Regions from separate parts of the Mus musculus genome. Here region 2 is linked to region 1. The links are chromatin loops, found by intact Hi-C in ENCODE. Cell type or tissue: heart. All regions are shown on one strand. Links, peaks and the distances in the headings refer to the core of each region. The heading gives the core; the rest is flanking DNA.

Evidence for each region. Hi-C counts contacts between places; a loop is a spot of excess contacts. Peaks named below come from ENCODE experiments on the same cell type or tissue, not always from the same donor. Only the 100,000 strongest peaks of a DNase experiment are listed, where the experiment ranks them.
Region 2: it touches region 1 in a loop (2.9-fold over the local background); 4 of 42 quality-filtered maps call a loop at or near these places.

Annotation. Positions count from the first base shown.
Region 1 is chr4:137,387,724-137,395,509 of GRCm38, forward strand. Gm52681 (a long non-coding RNA gene) reads left to right here. Exons shown (of 3, transcript XR_003955130.1): 1 at 1-1,180; 2 at 1,757-2,061; 3 at 3,076-3,333. It also overlaps the pseudogene Rpl31-ps10. Among named protein-coding and RNA genes, the nearest start is that of Gm52681, 4.5 kb to the left of the region's middle. In heart, for the core only: a CTCF peak has its summit at 3,795 (motif pointing left); DNase peaks (open chromatin) are centred at 5,828 and 6,188; H3K4me3 peaks cover 107 bases.
Region 2 is chr4:137,161,134-137,168,919 of GRCm38, forward strand. Gm13003 (predicted gene 13003) reads right to left here and starts at 3,933. Exons shown (of 4, transcript NR_040443.1): 1 at 2,041-3,933; 2 at 682-762. In heart, for the core only: a CTCF peak has its summit at 3,510; a DNase peak (open chromatin) is centred at 3,518; H3K4me3 peaks cover 762 bases; H3K27me3 peaks cover 3,500 bases.

The sequences.
Region 1 (7,786 bases), core at 1,575-6,574:
CCCGTTACTATCCTCAACCTCAGCCCTTAATGCAACGGCAAGCCCCGTTACCCACACCAGCAGTTGTTGAATGTTAGAAGTCAACCAGCGTTCCCTCTCCCAATTCTCTCGCTAGCTCCAAGTTATAATTTACTTATTTTGTTTTGCTGTTGTTTTGTTTTGGAGACAGGTTCCTTCAAAATAGCCTTGGCTGGCGTGGGACTCGCCAGGTAACTCAAACCGGCCTCTAACTTGGAGCAATTGTTCTGCCTCTGCCCTTCGAGGGGTGCGATGACCGAGGTGCGCCACCACGCCCTGTTATCCGCTGTACTCTGGCTGCCCTCAGACCCGGTCATCCACCCTCATGGACCTGCAATAAGCTGGAGGAGACCTGCTCAAGGGTTCAAAGATAGGAGGTGCAGCTAGGCTCCAACTCAGCAAAAGACGCCCGGAGTGAGGCCGGGAGCCGCCCAGGAGCAGCGGAAGTGGACTTCCCGCCAGTGGAGGTCAAGGCGGGGCGGGGCACGGAGCAAATATAACACATGGTCCTCGCCCAGGCCAGGACACGGAGGAAGCAGACGGAAGGAAGGAGCGGAGCATCTACCTCCGCAGGGCCCACGTCGTCGTCCGAGTTAATACGAACCAGGAGCCCAAGACCACAGTCCGCTACCGAGTCCGGAAAAGGGACGCCAGCTCTTTATCGCGGGACTTCCGGGTTGTTGCCGGAAGCGGAAGTTGATTGAGGGACTAGCGTAGCGGCAGCGTCGCTCTAGACCTCAACCGTGTCACGCTAGTCTATGGTTTTAACTCGCCTCTTCTCCATGCTTCGGGGCCAAGCGCTGTTTGGGCTTCGCCTTCCTCCGCCCGCTGACCCAGTGGTAAAAAGAGAAGAGATGAGCAGGGATTCCTCTAGTCTCCGAGGCCACACCCTGGAACCTCTGATGCCACTCCAGAAAGACGAAAGGGGTAGTGGCTTGTTCCACCTTGGGTGGGGTCACTCCCGCTGAGGCTTGGCGCGGTCTACTGGACAAGCCCAGTGTCCTACTTTGCTTTCTGTTGCTGTGATAAACACTGTGATTTGAAGCAACCCGGAAAGAAAAGAGTTTGTTACAGTTGACACGTTACAGTCACACCACCCGAGGAAACCAGGGCAGGAGCTCGGAGCCGAAGCCAAGGAGGAACGTTGCTTACTGGTGTGAGGGTGGGTTTTTGTTTTGCTTTTCTTTTGGTTTTTTGTTTGTTTTTTTCTTTTTTAAGTCAAAGATATGGCTAGCCTACAATACTCCGCGAATCTCTAACACCTTGTAAAACCTTCATGTAAAGGAATTCAAATATTTTCACCCCCCCTTCCACCTCAACTAGTAAAACTTTTTTTTGGGAAAGCTCTGCTGCATTCCCAGAATGCCCTTGACCCAGAGCAGCCCAGTTGACCACTCTGCCCTTTCCTTCACGTTGATTATGCATTAGCCAATCAGATGAGGTAATCTCTGCCACCAATGGGGTGAGATTAAGTCACCACTTGCCTTAGAATAAAAGCTAAATGAACTTCGTGCCCATGAACTTCGTGCCCCGGTGTGTTTCCTAGCCTGGTTTAGATCCTGGCATAGACACCTTACAAAGAGAAACTGTTTTGCAGAGTTACTTCCTTGTTATTTAAGTGTTTTTTTGTGCAGCTCCACAAATATTCTTTTCCAACACTAGTTTGCTCTCTTGCTTGTTCGGGTTTTTGTTTGTTTGTTTGTTTTTCTAAAATGCCATGTGTATGATTGTTTCCCAGCGTGTATGTCTGTGCACCACAGGCATGCCTGATACCCACGGAGGCCAGAAAACAAGCAGTGGATCCCATGGAAGTGGACTTAAAGACATTGTGAGACACCATGTGGGTACTGAGAATCTAAGCCAGACCATCTGGAAGGCCAGCTCTTAACCTCTGAACCATTTCCCCAGCCAACTTTCTTATACAGCCCAGGACCACCTTCCTGGTGACAGCACTACTACAGTGGGCCTGGACCTACTATATCAGTTAGCAACGAAGAAAACACCTCGGCTGGGAGGTGTTGGCCCAGCACTAGGGAGGCAGAGGTAGGCTGATGTACAGACTGAGTTTCAGGACATCCAGGGCTACACAGAGAAACAGGGGTAGGGGTATGAATGGGAAAAGGGACTAAGACTCTTCCCTCTGGCCCTGTTCTACCTATGGGAACAACGGAGAGCCCCCCCCTCCTCACCTCTACAATCATGTTTCCACCTCCCGCCACACTCAATCTGGTTTCCCTGCCTGCAGATTGGGAGGGTAGACTCCACCCTAGGCTTCCAGCATTCTCTGTGCACTGCTCCAGCAGACGGTAGGGGTTACCCAGGAGGGACACACTTTGCACTAAAGAGTGGGCCTGATTTTGGAGGTTTAGACATTTGTATGAAAGTACAAATGCTGTGGCTCCGTGCAGAATGCCTGCCCCTCACGGTAAGATTTGCACTGCATGCAGAACCCCACAGTCTTGCCTCCCCATCCTCTCCGGGGACTCCTTTCTTCTTGTGATTTTTGTAAACCTGAAGGGATCGACAGCTGGTCCCCAAGTGTGGTTCTCTTTCCTGAGTCCTGTTCACCCAGGTTCCAGCTCAAATGTAGCATCTTCCATGCAGCCCTTACCATTCCCATCTGCTCAGGAGTGTGCCATCTGTCCCTTTTCATCCTCATGACCGACACCAGCCACCTGGGGAGGTTTTGGCTCATGATGGACCACCTCTGCCACAGTGGGTCTGTGAGATAATGCCACGTAGGCCATCTGCATAGATGGCTGAAATGATGATGGAGGTAGGAGGAGGTAACATGGTGATTAGGACTTGGCAGGGTACTAGGTACAGGAAGCCCATAGGAGTATATTCTAGGATGTGGGAGCAGAGACAGAATCAGCTAAGGACCCATATCCTTGTAATTAAGAGAAGAAGGAAGATCTAGAGAGATGACTCAGGGGCAAAAAGCACTTGCTGCTCTTGCAGAGGACATGGGTTTGGTTCTCAGCACTCATAAGGTGGCTCACACTCATCTATAGTTCTAATTCCAAGGAATCTAATACCTTCTTCTGCACCCCTCAGGTACTATGTGCATGTGGCACACATTCATATATACTGAAGATAGAACGTACACCTAGGATAAAAAAGTAAATGTTCTGGTGAGATGGCTCAGTGGGTAAGAGCACCTGACTGCTCTTCCGAAGGTCAGGAGTTCAAATCCCAGCAACCACATGGTGGCTCACAACCATCCGTAACAAGATCTGACTCCCTCTTCTGGAGTGTCTGAAGACAGCTACAGTGTACTTACATATAATCAATAAATAAATCTTTAAAAAAAAAGTAAATGTTTTTAATTTAAAAATATGTTTTTAAAAGATTCATTTATTTTATTTGTATGGGTATCTTGCTTCCATGCATATATGTATATATATATATGCATGTATATGTATATGTATATGTATATATGCGCACCCATGCCATGTCTGGTGCCATGGACCCCCTGGAACTGGAGTTACAGTTGTGTACTGCCATGTGGATACTGGAAATTGAATCAGGATGCTCTGGAAGAACGGCTGAGCCATTTCTCCAGCCCTGAATACACACACATACACACCTACACACACCTTTTTAAAGGCACTCATGTCTTTTTTTTTTTCTTTTAAGAGTTATGCAAGGCTGAAGAGATGGTTCGGAGATTAAGAGCACTGGCTGCTCTTCCAGAGATCCTGAGTTCAATTCCCAGCAACCATCTGGTGGCTCACAACCGTCTATACTGGGTTCTGGTGCCCTCTTCTGGCATGCAGGTGTACATGCATATAGAGCACTCAAACATAAAATAAATAAATCTTTTAAAAAATTATTTTAAAAAGAAGAGTTATGGGCTGGAGAGATGGCTCAGCAGTTACTGACTGCTCTTCCAAAGGTCCTGAGTTCAAATCCCAGCAACCACATGGTAGCACACAACCATATGTAATGAGATCTGATACTCTCTTCTGGTGTGTCTGAAGACAGCTACAGTGTACTTACATGTAATAATAAATAAATCTTAGGCCCGGAGTGAGCGAATCTGGAGCAGAGGTCCTGAGTTCAACTCCTAGCAGCCACATGATGGCTCACAACCATCTGTATAGTTACAGTGTACTCATATACATTAAATAATTAAATAAGTCTTTTAAAAAAGAGTTATGCGCTGGGCAGTGGTGGCACACACCTTTAACCCCAGCACTTGGGAGGCAGAAGCAGGTGAATTTCTGAATTTGAGGGCAGCCTGGTCTACAGAGTGAGTTCCAGGACAGCCAGGACTACACAGAGAAACTCTGTCTCAAAAAACAAACAAACAAACAAAAAAAAAGAGTTATGCATTTATTTATCAGGCATGTGTGTTACTACTGTTAACTGCTGTTATTAGGATTGAATTTAGAGCTGCTAGCTTTGTGCATGCAAGTGCTGTACTGGTATGCTGGTCCCTGCTCTCTCTTGCTCGCTCTTGCTCTCTCATTCTCTTTCCTTTCCTTCTTTACTTTTTAAAAAAGATTTATTTTATTTTAATGTATATGGGTACAATGTAGCTGTCTTCAGAAGACACACCAGAAGAGGGCATCAGATCCCTTTACAGATGGTTGTGAGCCACCACGTGAGTGCTCGGAATTGAACTCATGACCTTTGGAAGAGCAGTCAGTGCTCTTCACTGCTGAGCCATCTCTCCAGCCCCACCTTCTTTTCTTTTTGAAGCTACATTTATGTGTTTATCTATTTTGTCTGTGTGCATGCACAGGTTCCTGTGCCACAGTGCCCATGTGGAGGCCGGAAGACAAACCGCAGGAGTCGGTTCTCCTCTTCTATCTCGAGAGCCTCTTAAATGGAACTCTGGTCATCAAGCTTGGTGGCTGTCTTAGTTTGGGTTTTACTGCTGTGAGCAGACACCATGACCAAGGCAACTCTTATATAGGGACAACATTTAATTGGGGCTGGCTTACAGGTTCCAAGATTCAGTCCATTATCATCAAGGTGGGAACGTGGCAGCATCCAGACAGGCATGGTGCAGGAGGAGCTGAGAGTTCTACATCTTCATCTGAAGGCTGCTAGTAGAATACTACCTCCTAGGCAGCTAGGATGAGAGTCTTATAGCCCACACCCACAGTGACACACCTACTCCAACAAGGCCACACCTTGTAACTGTGCCACTCCCTAGGCCAAGCAGATACAAACCATCACAGAGGCGAACTCCTTTATCCACTGAGATGAAGTTCACAGAGTTTCCCAGGCTGGCCTTGACCATGTGATGCTCCTGTGCGCTCCGTTGGGTCTGAGTCATGCTTTTCTGCCCCAGTGTCTGGCATAACATTGACAGGTGCTCGGCTGGGAATACAGGAGTGTGGTGTTAGGCCTTGCTCCATCCCCGACACTTAGAACTCCGGCACAGCACGGGCTGTGTGCAAATGTGCAAAATCACCGAGTCAAGGGGCAGAGAGGGCTTGAAGTCTGCGGTAAAGCCCACCAGGAGCAGAGCTGTACTTGAACAAAGTGAAAGTCAGTAACCTAGTGCAAGAAACTGCACAGAGCAAACTGTGCCGAGGCCTGCCAAAGGGAAAGGTGGGGTTCTCATAGGGTTTGGGGCTGAGTGCAAAGCAAGCAGTGCTGAATGGGCCTCAGCAAACCTAGCTGTATGAAAGGGGTTAACATCTGGCTGGAGCTAAACATGAGACTCATGATTCTGTCTCCTTGGACACACAGTTAAGATAAATATAGTCTGTTGTGTTTTTTAAAAACACCAAAAAAACCCTTTCTGACCCTTTGCACCTGGGTTGGGAATCTAGTCTGCTTCTCTGTGGGATCCGGCGCCAACATGCTGACAAGAAGAGGCTGTTCTGACCTCAAGGCTGCGGCGGCAAACAGCAACATTTTTGACTTATTTAGAAAACAAGGGTTCTCAGGACTGCCTGTGTTTTCATTATCAGAAGATTTTTTCTCTTTCTTTGGTAATGCTGGGGACTGAACCCGGGAGCCTTGCTGACTGACTGTAAAAGCCCCTTGCCACCAAGCTCTGTCCCAAAGGGAGACCTGACAAGTTCACAGTTGATGGGAATCTCACCATAAGGCCAGCATCTGGAAGCAAAGCCTCCCGAGGCAGGCAGAGCCTGATGACCTCGTCCCCTTGTGGCCCCAGCTCCCTGAGGCCCACATCACAGTGAATGTCCGTTGTGTAACCATCCTGGCAGAAGGGACAAGTTCTAAAGAGAGACATCCTTGCCCCTCCTGCTGGCTATCAGAGCAGTGAAGCAACGGTCCCCAAGGAATGGCAGTTTCCCTGGGAGAGTCCTGTTGCAATAATTTCTTACCCCAGTAAGCCCATATAAAAACCACACAATCAGTTATTATATTTATAAGCTATAATGCCTAGATTGGGCAGATCTACCACTACACTAACTTTTCCCCCAGCTATGAGATGGATGGATGGCTACTTGTGGCTTCTTCAGGCCATGTGGTCCTGCTCCATCTTCCTCCCAGCTCCTCTTCCTCTGTTCTTCCACTCTCACACGTCCAGCCCCTCCTTTCCCTTCCACTGCCCAGTCATCAGCTCTACCCTTTATGTGACCAGTCAGAATGGGGAGAAGGTTCCGTGAGATCACCTGAGTGTGTGACCTACTCCTTGTGGGGGCAGCCCCTCTCGAGGAAGCAGAATTAACATCAAAATACGAACAGCACCGGAACAACCTACAACAGTGTCCTGCTTGAAGAAGAGGAAGGCCGAAGCCTGATGCCAGCCAGAGGAAGAACGTGTCTCCCAGAGGGAGATGTGACACAGTTTTGGCCGCTTGTCAGACTACACTGCAGAAAGACTGAAGCTGAGACAAGATGGGTAAGGCTACCTTGACAAGAACTACTCAGTTATTCATAGCTCTAAGCTGCCTGTCAGAACCCAGAGATGGATTTGATGGGGAATTGTCACTGGACCTCATGTTTCTTCATTCATTTCCTTGATGTGGCTATATTCAGTTCCTCTGCTTTTTACTCTTGCACACATGTCTCTTTAACTACTGTACTGGGGATAGTGGCAAGCCTCATTGCAGGATCTAGGCTCAAACCCTGAAAACTTCGCTGACATTTGGGGCTTTGAGCCGAGTTATAAGCCCTACTGGTGGGACCCACCAAGGGTGGGCTGTCTTCCTTTCTCCGCTGTGTGTGATACACAATATCAATAGATGCTTGTGCCCATTAAATTTAACTATAGACAAAAGTTCTAAATACAGAGAAGTGGACAGGGCCAGCAAAAGAACAGCAGCCGTGGAAGAGAAGAAACAAAGGAGGAAGTTTGAAAACCAGGGCTGGAGAGATGGTTCAGTGGTTAAGAGCACCGGCTGCTCTTCCAGAGGTCCTGAGTTCAAATCCCAGCAACCACATGGTAGCTCACAACCATCTGTGGTGGGATCCGATGCCCTCTTCTGGTGTGTCTGAGACAGCTACAGTGTACTCACATACATAAATAATTCTTTTTAAAAAGAAGAGAAAAGAGAGTGAGTATGGCTGCGGGGTCGCGGCTCCGAAATCCGGCGCCATCCGCGCCCGGCGCGGGCAGGCTCGATGGCTCCCGCAAAGAAGGGTGGCGAGAAGAAGAAGGGCCGTTCTGCCATCAACGAGGTGGTGACCCAAGAATACACCATCAACATTCACAAGCGTATCCATGGAGTGGGCTTCAAGAAGAGTGCTCCTTGGGCACTCAAAGAAATTCGGAAGTTTGCCATGAAGGAAATGGGGACACCAGATGTGCTCATTGACACCAGGCTCAATAAAG
Region 2 (7,786 bases), core at 1,318-6,317, 230 kb before region 1:
AATGGGAAGTGATGTGTTCTGTGAGAGACAGGATTAGGGTCTCCTCCAGTGAGCAACAAGTCTGACCAAGACTTGGCTATGGCCAAACAGCTGAACCCTGTCTCCATCTCTTCCTGCCTCATCCAGGTAGAGATCTCTCAAGGTGGGAGAAGGGGGAATAAGAGACAAACAAATGGCCCGTGTCCTGTCTTCCCATGTCACCATGAGTTCCATAGGACAGAACCTTCTAGAATGGCTTCTTAGTCTTCTCTGGCTCTTCTACAGGTCTCCACCAAGTTTCCCCTTCCTCCAGGAAGCCCTCCCTGACTACCTTGCCTAAACCCTAGAGCTGAATCTGCACTTCAATATCAGGGTCCAGACTCCCTTTCACAGTAACACCCCCACCCCCACGCTCACTCCCACTTCTCCTGGCTGGGCTCCTCCCTGGCTCTCCCCACTCCGGGTCCTACTCTGGGCTGTGAGGCAGAAGCTGCCTCAGTTTCCCTGGCTGTGCAGCAGAGGATAAATCTTCCTTGTCAAGCCCTCAGGCCCCCTGAGACACTCAAGCGGGCTGAGGTGATGCAGTCATGGTTAAGGACAGCCTTTCCAGGCTGTTCCCTGATGACTGGAGCAAGGATCCCATGAGCAACACTTTCTCGCATCTCCCCATGCAATCTGGGAACCCTCCCCTAGGCCACCTACTTTGCAGCTGTGTCCTGGTTCTGGTCACCACCGCTCTCTCAGACCATTGGCTGCCCACAGCATCTCTTCCTCACACAGCACCTGAGGGCAATATACAGGCCACGTGTGTATCTTCTAGAGCAGCGGTTCTCAGCCTTCCTAACGCTGCTGCCCTTTCATACAGTTCCTCAGGTTGTGGTGAGCCCCCAACCATAAAATTATTTTTGTTGCTACTTCATTCATGCAATTTTGATAGTGTTATGAATTGTAATGTAAATATCTGATATGTAGGCTATCTGATATGGGACCCCAAAAGGGTTGCGACTTCTGGCTGTTCTTAACAAAATACTCAAACTCTTGCTTTGGCGAAAGAGGGACTTAGTGTATTTTTGTGTGAGAAAACACACCTGACACAATTTTCTTTGGGTACCATCTTTAAGTTTACAGTTTAATGTTGCTAAAGTTTTCCTCTTAATCTCCAGGGCATTCTCATCTTCTGTGACTGAACCTGGATCCACTGCACAGCCCCACCCCCACCCCCACCCCAACCCTTCCTAATTTTCATTCTGCTCCTAGGACTCATGACACATAGGGTCAAACAGTCTCATTGTGCTGCAGTGTGCGTCAGATTTTCCTTTTAAAGGCTGAGTAGTATTCCATTTAGTGGACATACCATACCTTGCTTACCCATTCACCTGCCTATGGCTGCTTTGGTGGCTTCCACCATTTGGTTACTGTGATTAATGCTGAATAGAGCTATACAAGTATCTCTTCGAGATCCTACTTTCAATTGTTTGTGGGGTCGGGGGTCAGTGTATCCTTGAATGGAGAACTGCCAGATAACAGACTAATTACGTAGCCTTTGGTCATACTCTGCAGTGGCTGCACATTTTACTGCCTCCTCGGCAGCACATCAGAATTCACACTTCTTGCCAGTGTTTATGGCGTCTTTTCTAGACAGTAGTTTTAGCAATAGGTATGAGACAGGATTTGACTGTGTAATTTGAATTTTTTCAGATCACATCTTGCTATGCACGCCCAGGCTGGCCTAGAACTTGTTATGTAGTCCAGGCTGGCCCTTAAACTTGTGACCTTCTGTCTCTGTGCCGAGTGTGGGGAGTGTTGGTCCACATCACTACAACATATCTACCATGCCTTGATGGGATAGCATGGAAGTACAGGGCTCCTATGTTTGGGGGGACACTGGTCCAACATTTAGTGCTGGGAGAATGATCCCCAAGCCTCGTGATAAACAGAAATACCTGCTGGGGTCAGAGTCACCCCTCTAGCTGAGAACCTTCAGCTCTACCCACCTCTCCTACCACAGTTTAATTACCCCTGCCCTTGTGCACTCCCTTCTCCCTGGAGCCCCAAACTCACCAATGCTGACTCTTCCCAGAGCTAAAAGAACAGTCTTCAGTGAGGGGTCGTCCTCAGCCAATCCTCTCTGCCCTCTTCATTTCTCTTCTGCCATTCCTGAGGGACTGGAGCCCACTCAGCTGTGGAAACTATGGGGTCCCAGCGCCTGCCTTCTGAGAAACCCCATACAGCCCCCATGGGGCCTCCCCTGATACAGGAAGTTCCAGTCCATGTAAGAAGCCCTTGGCCTCTGTGGTGGATGGAATGCTCTGCCAGCCTTAACCAAGCATGCACTGGGAGGGCTTTCGCAGGCAAGCAGCTAACACTGCCAGACTGACCTACGGGGAACTCTCACTGTGTAAGTCAGAACTCAGTGGCCAGTCTCAGATTTGTGGCTTTCCTCATCTGCAGCGTGGGGCTTCCCAAGGCCTCCATGAGGAAGCTACAGGGCAATAATGGACAAGAGGGGCTTAGTGTCACCTTGGCGTTAATAGAGGGTGGGATTAGTCACCATTCATGTCCAGGGGTTAGAAACACCAATGGGAGTAGCTTCCTGGGATGTGACTTTATGTAGAGAGAATGGGACCCAGCTGGACAGTTGCCTCAGAAGATTATGCATAGGATTGCTGCCTTCACTCTGATCAGCAGCAGAGTCTCATTTATGGACTGCAAGGACAGGAAGGCCATCATGTCCAGAGGCAGAAGACTCGGTATTCACACCTGGAGCAGTGGGTGGGAAAACTGGGGCAGAAATACAAGGCAAAGCAAACTGTTGGAGTCACGTGGCTAAAATGAACCTGGTCTAGGCAGCCTGAAGTCAGGAAAGAGGACATAGCCAAACTACGGGTCACCCAGAGCTGCCCAGCTCATGAAAGGAACAAGTCGGGCTCTGCTACAGAAGCTGAGAGAGGACGGAGGACGAGAAGGAGCAACTCTTGATGTGCCTGCCTGGTCTGCGCAGGTCCAAGGCAGCGACCGCTCCCTTCACCTTTCCACCCGGCTGCGGCTGTGCTAGCTTCCCATTGGCCATTGTTCGAGCAGCATTTTGAAGATCTGCCAGGTCTAAGACATGAATGAACAGGAGCCAACCAGAAGCATTCAGAGAAGCAGGATCAAGCGTTTCAACTTATTCTTGCTTCCCTGGGGAGAATCCATCTACAGTCAGGATTCTGACCACCATCCCAGGGGCATCCTTTAATCTTTCACCGAAGCTTCAAGTGTGGTGCGCTGTGCCCGGGCCACTCCTCACCTCAGCTGCTGTGCAAGGCAGCAGGCAAATTGGCACACATGTCCTCCAGGAGGCGCTGGCCTTTCTGAGACCGAGTGGCAAGGCACTGTGGGAACCTGACAGCCGATTTCTGTCACTTCCACCAGCGACACCAGACTGTGCCCATCCCCATGCCCCACACTGCCCCACACCTGCTCCATCAGGTTCTCCGAAACAGAACAGCCCTCAAGTCTTGCAGGAGTTGTGCTTCCTGCATCTGGGCCTAGGTGGCGCTGTGCACACTTGTCTCCCCAGCCCTGCAGGCAAATCACCTGCTCACAGTTTTGTGGATACCTTTCGCTTTCCCCGCTGCTTCTCTCTGGCAGCCTCGGGCATTCTGTTCCCACTAAGTGAGTTCCCTACCCCCAGATGATGGTAGCGGCCACCGCGGTGTGGACTCTGATGAATCAAACTCCCGTCCCCTGAAATGGTTTGGAAATGGAGAAAGCAGGAGGTGAAGGAAGAAGCTAGCCGGGTGAACAGGCCAGATTCGGCACCGGAGGGAGGGGCTGCCAAGGACCATCCCACCCCCTCATCCTTCACCCCACTGGGCTCCCCCAAACCCTACAAAGCCAAGAGTTGAGACCTTACAAAGCAAGCTGGGGTCTTGGTGACAGACAGGAGGACAGAGCAGGGGCGGATCTTCTACAGAGCACCCACGTGTCAGGTCGGGGCTGCTGCCGCAGCGGTGGGGTGGAGCCGTTCTGGTTTATGTCCTGAGCCATTTCCAGCCCAGGTGAGGCCTTTCTTGCAGAGCCCAGGGGCAGAAAGAGAAAAATGTGGTCCAACCAGTTACCCGATGTAGTAATAATAACGATAACAGCAACTCCCCTTTGGTCTGTGTCCCAGCCTCTCGTCTGCATCACCTCAAGTGTCCTCAGAGACTCCTGTCACTGCTCCTGTTATACCTAGGGGGATGCCCAGGACCTGGGGAAGATGGGGCTCACCTGGGTGCCTAGAGTATAGGTCTGGGTGGTGCCTAGGTAGGCATGCAGTGTGGAAAGAGTGAAGAGACAAGGATAATGGGGAGGGCTTCTTTCTACCCAGACCCCTGCTCAGCTCTCCTTACTATCCCCTGGTCTGCTAAAGTAGCTGCTCCAACCCTTGCCCATCCCCCATTTTAGCAAAAAAAAGCTCGCTGGGACTCAGGGGACCCTAGGTAGGGCGTTCTGTGCAACACGCCCCACACACACACACACACACACACACACACACACACACACACACACATCTCAGAATTGTTCCTCTGTGTGCCTAAGTGAGTCAGGACTGATCTGGCCTTTGGCTCTCAGTCTGGTCCCACTGGGGAAAAATGGGAGCCAGACACCACCAAATGGAGGCATTGGAGAATCACCCACCACAGCCATTCGTTGGGCTCCTGGCTGGTGGGCAAAGAGCAACGCAAGGATGATGTCACCAGATGCTCAGGGGCAAAGGGAACCACTTTTCTCCAGCTGTCTGTGTCTCAGTTTCCTTAACTATCTGTGCGATTGTAAGTAAGCCATGTGTGGGAAGGTGGTGTAGAATGGGCTTTACAAGGCACCTACCAGTTCACAAAACTGTCCCCATCAGTGGTGGTGCCACTGCTGTGGTCGTCTGTCCCCTCTCCCAGTCTGGTCTCAACCACTGAACAAACCTTCTGGTTTAAAGTCAGAAACACCTGCAATGTCAGACTTGATCAGGCTAGGGAGAAAGGTGAGCTCTCCAGCTCACTTGGTTTCTGTTCCTAATGCTGTGATAAAAATGAGACCAAAGCTATGGGCGTGGTGGTGCACGCCTTTAATCCCAGCACTCGGGAGGAAGAAGAAGGCGAATTTCTGAGTTCTAGGCCAGCCTGGTCTACAAAGTGAGTTCCAGGACAGCCAGGGCTATACAGAGAAACCCTGTCTCGAAAACCAAAAAAAAAAAAAAAAAAAAAAAAAGAGAGAGAGACCAAAGCAACTTAAGGGAGGAAGGGTTTATTTTAGCTCATGGTTCCAGGCTATGGACTCTGGTGGCAGGGAAGCCACAGTATCTGAGGCTTGAGGGGGCTGGTCATATTGAATCTGTGACTGGAGGCAGAGTGATGGGTGCATGAGTGTTGTGCTTGGCTAGCTTTCTTCTTTTTATTCAATCCAGGATCCGAGCCCAGGGAATGGTGTCGCCTATAGTGGACCAGTCTCCCACATTCAATACATAATTAAGATAAAAACCTCCTTGGCATACCCATAGGCCAACCTGATCTTAAAAATCCCTCATCAAGACTCCCTTGAAGATGATTCTAGGTTCTGTTGGTTTGACAGTTAACATCAGCCATCACGCCACATACCCAGAGAGCTGCTCCTGCCTTGGTTACATCATCTGTAAAATGGAGGCAGCAAGGTGGGATTGAGACTGTATGATGCATGCGAGGGAAGCTCAGCCTCAGAAAACTGCCAAGGGTGGGACCTGCCAATGGCCCCTGAGAACATGTTCCCTTCCTCCTCTGTGACATCAGAATAAGATCTTGGGGTCGTGGAGATGGTTTGGTGAGTAAAGTACTTGTTTTGTAAGCATGAAGGCCTGAGTTTGACCCCTAACCACCACATAAAGACTCAGGCACAGCGACATGCACCTATCACTGCAGTGTTGGGGGGCAGAGAGGGGCATCCCTGGGGCTTGCTGCCCACACCCTTAGGCCAGATAGATGGGTCCTAGGTTCATGATCTCCTCAAAAGCTAAGGTGGAGGGTTCAGAGGGAGATATATTACACAAGCACATGTGCATTTGTGTGTGTGTGTGTGTGTGTGTGTGTGTGTGTGTGTGTGTGTGTGTTTGGGGGGGCAGGGCACATGGTGGAGGTCAGAGAACCACTTTCAGGAGGCAGGCAGGCAGGTTAGCTGTCGTGAAATTTTCTAGGCGATTCTCCTGTCTCCATCTTTCACTTCAGCATAGGAGCACTGAGGTAGCCACATTTGGTTTTTAATACACACACACACACAGACACACACACACAAACCAGACCATGTATGGGTTTGCTCTTCAGTCCTCTCTACAATGCCTCAAGGCTGGTATCGTGCCCATTTTACAGATGAGTAACTGAGACACAAAGAGAACTCCACTCATCCATTTCTGTATGCACTGATTCAAACCCATGTATGTAGATATGTGTATGTATATGAATATGTATATATGGATATTAAAAGCTAGGAGATATCTAGCTATAGTAAATATGTATTTATTTTTATATATGTTCATGGATGTATATGAAAAGCTAGGGTATATAGTAGATATAGATGATGTATATAAGTAGAGGTAGAGAGATATATAGATGAGAGAGAGAGGGAGAGAGAGAGATACAGAAACAGGTACAGATAAAGATAAAGATACAGATACAGATACAGATACAGATATAGATACAGATAGTTGGGGGAGACACATGGATATGCCATGGCACTTGTATGGAGGTCAGAAGACAGGAGTTAGTTCTCTTTTTCTACCATGCAGGTTCAGGTCCTCTGACTAGGCGGCAATCACCTTTACAGCTCAGCCATCCCATCAGCCCCATATCCTACATTTCAGAGTGTGTCTTAGAGATCCACATCCAGACGACCAGGCACACCAGGCAAGCATTGAGCCCTCCACCTGGTCCTCTGTCCAGCCCTACATGTTTTTAAATATGACATCTTGCCTGGGGATGTGATGGAGTGGTTAGACCACTTGCCTCATATGAGCAAGGTCCCGGGTTCCAGCCCCAGCCCCATCTTCTGCCCTGCCTCGCACCAAATAAAATCTGACAGGAAAAGCCCAGGGAAGATACTCAGTGCAGGGGGAGCCAATAGCCAACACTGGCCTAGGGTTTTGCTCTTTGAACTTCCTTCTCATGGGCAACAGATAGAGCTGAGCCAAGTTGCACAGAGAGGTGGCACAGTGTCCTCCTGAGGTTTCTGTGCTTCTGGGAACCCGCTCCTTCAGGTGCAGTGGGTAAGAACAACGGCTCTTCAGCCCCTCCCATAATGCCTCAAGGCTAGTATCACCCTTATTTTACAGATGAGAAACTGAGGCACAAAGAGGCCATCAGTCATCCAATCCTGGACACAGTGCCATTCAAACCCAGACCAGCCTGACTGTCCCTTTGTCCACCTCAATCCTGCAACACACTCCAGCCCAGCTGGGCAGTCCCAGGTGTGGTCCCAGGCTACACCTCCATGGCTGCAAGGGGTTAGGGGGCCTCAGCTCTCCACTTGGGTACTCTTCAAGGAACTGGGGGCCTCAAGGATGCAAAGCTATACTCCCAGAGACAGGCATGTTCCCCTATTCTCCCTGCAGGGATCAGGTGCAAGGATGCTTGGCTCTGGAATAGGTGCAGGGAAGGGGACTCTTGGCAGCCTGTCCCTGTGTGAACAAGAAGAAACGGGGCCTGCAGCCCCTCAGCTCTGCTGGGAGATTAACCAAACAAATAGGCCAACAATCTGGATTTCAACACTTGGGGAAGGGGCCAGGCAGCAGGCACAAGGGCAAGAGGGAAACGCAAAGGCGTTT